2 separate regions of the Mus musculus genome follow, and region 1 is linked to region 2. Evidence: chromatin loops called from intact Hi-C (ENCODE). Cell type or tissue: gastrocnemius. All regions are shown on one strand. Links, peaks and the distances in the headings refer to the core of each region. The heading gives the core; the rest is flanking DNA.

Region 1 (2,904 bases), core at 221-2,720, 91 kb after region 2:
ACAAACTGGCATCATCCGTCATCTGTTCTGAGTCCTTAGTTGATGACAGTGACGTTGGTGGCCCATCATCAGGATTTCTGAGAGCTGGGGGACAGCAGAACTGGGGATGGAGCTCTGTCCAGACTGGGGAGCGGCACCGGCATGTGACCGTTGAGCAGTGTGGGGAACTGGAAGGAACAGGGAGCATTTAGTAACTGTGACAAAGCCATTCGGGAGCTTGCTTGCCTTTAATGCATAGACCCACCCGTGGATGTTGTTCCCTGAGCCCAGTGATGGGAGTTGGCTGCTGAGTTGCTTTACAAAGGTTACCTAGAGCAACAGAGAGGGGCCCAGAAAATGCCCCTATTCTGTGTGCCAAAGGTCCTAACCTGTCCTTCGCATGTGCAGTGAAGTTGAGTCTACTGCTATTTTTTTTTTAAAGGTTCTAAGCTAGTTTGCTGATTTTCTAACTATCAAGGGGTAAAACTGGAAACCAAGATCCTTTACATATGGGTCAGTAATCTCACATTTCGAAATTTGCTGTCTGGTTCCCACAGCACAACAGAGACGCCTGTCCGCTCTTGTTGGAAACGAGGACCGGGAAGCTGGACACAGCAGCCTAGCCCTTAACAGTACTGACTGCTCTGTGGACAGGAGCTGAGCCTGATTCCAGCACCCATGTCGCATGGCTCAGCACTATCCCAGCGCCCGGAGATGTGTGGTCCTGGCCTCTGTGCATTTTTCTAAAAGAAAGATGATCTTATTCTTTCCTGGAGGTTTGAGAGTGCTTTTCCCTGATCTAATTATCAGTGCATTAGGTCGCCCTTGCACAGGCAAACAGTGAGATTTCTGTGTTGTTGGTAACTAAGGTGGTAGCTAGCCGAACAAAAGCGCTGGATTTCCTAAGTGGGACAGATATTTCAGCTGTGATCCCGTACGAAGAAGGGTGAGCAAGAGCATCCTTGTCATATGTGACTGTCCACTCACAGCTCGAGTTCTGCACTGCCGAAGACACAATGTGGCCAGTGGACCTCCCCCCCCCCCCCCCCCCGGTCCTCCTGTAGCTTAATCCCTGTTTAGTCCAGGAAAGCTAAATATTAAACCTGAGCACTAAATATCAAACGGCAGAGCCTGGCACATGCGAGAAGTACAATAAATATTTGTCGAATGAGTACATACTTTTTCCCCTAAACTATTTCGGTAACACATTTGAACGCCTTGGCCTCTCAGGGGCCGCTGTTTCATTGGGTCACTAAGAGTATAAAGTAAGCTTTGTTATCACCACTTTGTAAGTGAGACAAACAACTCGGGGAGGTTCTGACTAGCTCAAGGTCATAGCTCCTAAGCAAAAGTAAGTTTTTAATCACCAGCTATACTAAACGGCCCAGCTCCTCTTTTAATTGATTTAATGGTAACTGGCATATGTAGGGGCTTCTTGTCTTTCCTGGAGCTTTGGGGGACTTTGTTTCTGTCCAGTTCCTAGATCTATCTGCATGCACTTAAACCTTTCTAAGCCAAGCCCCACTCGTGAAGTGACTTCAGGTGAACTGCAGAAGCGCACACGCGCTCTCCCCCTGCCCCCCATTTTACTGGTGCCTATGAAAAAATCATCTTTAGTGTCAGCTTTTTCCATATGTTAGGATGGATTGCTGCCCACTCTGTGCACTCCTTTGCCATACTTGTCCTGATTGGCTTGGGTTCCCCCCTCCCCCCACAGAAGGTTCATTGGCTTTGCTCCCACCACAGCTATAAAAGTGTGTCAAGCTAAAATGTTCTATCGAGCACATTCTCAGTTGGAAACCGAGTCTCCTCTACCCTTTTTCCACATGTACCTGCCTGTGAGGTATGCCCCAGTGTGTTTGTAGATCAGGCTCTAGATTCACGCTCGGCCAGTGCCTTAGATACCTCTCTCTCTTTTCTAAAACACTTTGCAAATAGAAAACATAACCTCTTCCAGAAAGGGTAGTGCGTCGTTTTCTCTCTCTGCTGAAATTCTGCCATATCTGCTCTAGTCTGCTATAAGCATGGTTTTAGGTAGGCTGGTGCACACCCGTCATCCCCACATTCAGGAGGCTGAGGCAGGAGGACTACCGTGAGTTTAAGGTCAGCCTGGGCTACAAAGTAAGCTCCAAGCTAGCCAGATCTACAGTGTATGACCCTGTGCCCATCACTCTTCCTCTAAGATAGACAGACAAGCAGATCATTGTCTCAGGAGATCTGCGTAGCAATGCCTTAGCTCCACCAACTCCCTCCCTAAGGATTTCGGTTTGCTTTTCCAAAGCTCACACAGGACACATGCCCACTCTGCTCAAAATGTGCTGTAGGTTATGATTTTTCTTTCATTTACCAACACCCGGTGTATGTAAATGAGACTTACGTTTTTATTCATTTTGATGGGACTCAGTGGTAATCTGTATTCCCAGAAATCCATTTCAGTCGATGTCCTATTATTTTTCATTGGAAATCTCATTCCTCTGAGGAAGTTTATTGTTTGCCATTTTTAAAACTGCCACCTCCAACTTTTATATGACCACTTGCTCTTTTTTATGCAGGGTAATAATATTTTTTAAGGGACAGAGTTGTTTCCCTTTGCACATGGATCCAGCCATCACTTGTGAACTCCAGGCCATGCAACCTCTCAGCCATCCAAGCTAAGCTGTGGCCCCCTTTCAACCTCCCCGGCTGGTTTTTGAATGGCTCTTGGATTGAAAACAGATCTGTTTACAGAAATTAGAATAGAACCTCTTTGCAGACAGCCTTTGTATGCAGTAGTCTGCAGAATTCTAAATGTAAATTAGGAACCCCTAGTCTACAGCGGTTGGCTCTCAGAATGTGGTTCCTAATGTTTCCTAGAACATTATCAGAAGTGTGACTGTTTTATCAGACCATGCCTGAGACCCCATGAATCAGAAGCCCCTGGGTGGG
Region 2 (2,904 bases), core at 254-2,753:
TTTACTATTTTGAATATTTACTAAGAGAACAACAACAACAACACCCCCACACAATTGCTTTTGAATATAAGGCAAGCATGTGAAAATGTTTGGTATAAAAGTAGGTCATGTGTAACATATATTTTTCTTTAACTTACAAAGAACTCTGAAATGATGCTAGCTCCTAACATATTATAAAATTGCCTGAATTAGACATATATTAAAAAAATCATTAACTGCTGTTCAAAAGTACACACTCATTCTTGAAGGGAAGTATAAATATGGACATTTTTATAGGGTAAACAAGTGTTGAAGTCTTTGTAGAGGATAATTATTGTTAACCTATAGTTCTGGTAATTTTGGAGACACAGGAGAACTCCGGTTGATATATATGAACCTTATGAGCTGTAGAAAACACATCCAGCTGTGTCCGACAAAGTTCTAGACAGAAGGGCAGGAAGTATCTTCAAGGAAAGGCGCATCAATCAGAAAAGATACGATTCAGAAGTCCTTAGTAGATAATGAGATTTAAAATATATCGTGCACTTCCTGGTGATAAGAACAGAAAAACAAAACATAACAACAACAACAACAAAAAACCCCAACCTTCACCCTACTGGCCTTTTATACCGTTAACCTTTTCTTGGTTAGGGTGTCCACATCCGGACCCTACTGTCTTCTTTCAGTTCTCTCAGTATTTTCCTCTGCCACTTAAGTCTGCTTTTACTTTAAGCTTCTATCCCTACTTGTGGAAAGAAATGGGCCAGGATCACTTTAGTTTGTCTACACATTCAGTTGTTCCTAACTGGGGAAGAAGAAAGTAAAAAGATTTACAGAAACTGGGCCAACCTCTTTGGCCTGCCTCCTTCAAGCAACAGAATCTAACTCACTGCAACAGTATCTCTTTCTGGGTCCTATAACTTAGCATTGACTCTTTCACAACACAGTTTTATTGTAACCATTTTAGTTCCCCCCTCCACCCTCCCCCCCCAGCCTAGAGCCAACAGTGTAATAACATTTAAAAACACTGTGGTTGAAATCAAAGCTTTGTGCGTGGGTGATTACTGCACTGGCCACGCATATCCAGTCACAGAACAGAAGAAAATTGCAGCAATCGACCGAGGTATTTCTTTGTGGGTCATCTGAAGCACTGTACTGAGGCAGGCATCCTGTGTACAGTAGCGCCTGGAATACTTCAAGCAGAGTTTTATTGTTGCGAGGGGACAGTGAGGGGCTGATTTGTGGCGATCGGTTCCTCACCAATCGCGATGGTCAGACACTGTTCAGCGTTCTGTCCACGGACAGGGTCTCCCTTGCTCTCCAGCCGCGTTTGAAGCCACGCTTGAAGTTTCCTGGGAATACCCCCCAGCCCCGCCCAGACCACGCCCCAGTCATAAGCCCCACCCCCAGGCAAGGCTCCGCCCCGCATGCCGCCGTCGCCGCCACCGCCGGCAGGGGTCGCGCTGCCCCAGGCGAGCCGTGCAGGCGGGGGTGGGGAAGCTCCCGCAGCCGGTCGCTTTTCTCCGCCGCCGCTGGTTGGATCGTTTCAATAAAAGTCTTTTTTTTTTTTTTTTCCTTTTTTCTTTTCTTTTTTTTTTTCTAACCCCCGCTCTCGCTCGCTCCGGGGAACAGGCGGAGGCGTCAAGCCGCAGCCTCCGAGCGAGAGAAAGCAACGCGCACTCAGACGAACGAGAGCGGCGGCTGCGGTCTACCCAGCGCCCGGCAGTCCGGCAGCCCGCGCCCCGCCGCCTCGCTCCGCCCCGGCTCGGTGGCCGGGAGTACTGGGCCGTCCGCGAGGCTCCGCGGCCCGGGAGCCATGTTGAGCGGGGGGCTCTGCCACGCGTGAGGCGGCCGGCGGCCCTCGCGGAGCGGAAGGCGCGAGGTTGGGGGGTGGGGGGAGGCCTGAGCCTGAGGCGCCTCGGCGCGTCCGCCACCACCGGACCTGCATCCGCTCGCTCGCTCTGCGCGCCCGCCGGTCCGGAGCCCGCGGTCCCCGCACTTGCTGGTGAGTTGGCAGCGGGGCTGGGCAGGGATCGTGACGCCTGTCAGCGGGCGGCTCGAGTGGGGATCTTGTCGGTCGCATGTCCACGCGCGGCGTGGGCTGCGGGAGTGCGGAGCTGGTTGGGGGACCTGGGGGGAGGGGCTCCATGCGCCGCCGCTGAGAGTTCGCAGCCGATCGAGGCTTCCTGGGGAGGCTGCTGGCCCCGTGGGGCGCCGGGAGGGGAAGAGGCGGAAAGTCCCCCCGAGACACAAAGGTCCCCGGGGCCGGGGTGGAGGCGCGGGCGCGGGGCGGCGGGAGTGGGCGAGGACGCGGCGCTGCGGGCTCCTTGGAGACGCGGGAGGCTGCGCGCGGGTGGGTGGGCAGCTCCGCGGGGGAGGAGCCCTCTCGTGGGGGAGCGGGTCGACACAAAGCTCCGGGCAGCCCTCTTGCTGGCGGGTCACACCCCTGAGTGTCGCTCCAACCGGAGGCGGAGGGACTGTGGGAAACCCAGAGAACCCGGGAAGAGGGGGTTGTGTGTGTGTGTGTTCCACCGTTGTCTTAGCCGCAGTTGCTTTTCTCGGTGTTTTTGTCCGGTTGCTTCTGCTCCCCATCTCAGCTGGGTGGCCCCAGTTTTCTTCCCCACATCACCCCCACGCTGCCACCTCGCCGTCCCCTGTGGTTCCCCACTCATTCTCTCCCCTACTTTTCACCCACTCCTTCTGGGGTAAGCGGTATTTTGCCTTCAGCTAGGGGAACGTTTGCTAATGACAGGATGCCTGACTTGGTCTGACCCTGAACTGCCTTGAACTCTTCTCTTTTTTTTTTTTTTCCTCCCACCCTTTCCTTTCTGGGATCTTCTGTGTCACATGGCCATTAACAATTAGCTTTTCTTCTTCAAAAATGGCAAAAGCCTTTAGCTGAAATCCGTGGCGCCTTTCCCTTAT

What was found. A loop is a pair of places that touch in the nucleus more often than their neighbours do. Peaks named below come from ENCODE experiments on the same cell type or tissue, not always from the same donor. Only the 100,000 strongest peaks of a DNase experiment are listed, where the experiment ranks them.
Region 1: a loop joins it to region 2, with 2.3 times the contacts of the local background. A loop is called at or near these places in 4 of 42 quality-filtered maps.

What each region holds. Positions count from the first base shown.
Region 1 is chr10:93,249,942-93,252,845 of GRCm38, forward strand. Elk3 (ELK3, member of ETS oncogene family) reads right to left here. Exons shown (of 5, transcript NM_013508.2): 5 at 1-167. The coding sequence ends at 69. It also overlaps a transcript of Cdk17 not described here. Among named protein-coding and RNA genes, the nearest start is that of Gm32551, 34 kb to the right of the region's middle. In gastrocnemius, for the core only: no CTCF peak of the experiment used is centred there; a DNase peak (open chromatin) is centred at 1,655; H3K27ac peaks cover 252 bases.
Region 2 is chr10:93,159,217-93,162,120 of GRCm38, forward strand. It overlaps Cdk17 (cyclin-dependent kinase 17), which reads left to right and starts at 1,660. Exons shown (of 17, transcript NM_146239.2): 1 at 1,660-1,984. In gastrocnemius, for the core only: no CTCF peak of the experiment used is centred there; DNase peaks (open chromatin) are centred at 1,426 and 1,915; H3K4me3 peaks cover 1,889 bases; H3K27ac peaks cover 1,905 bases.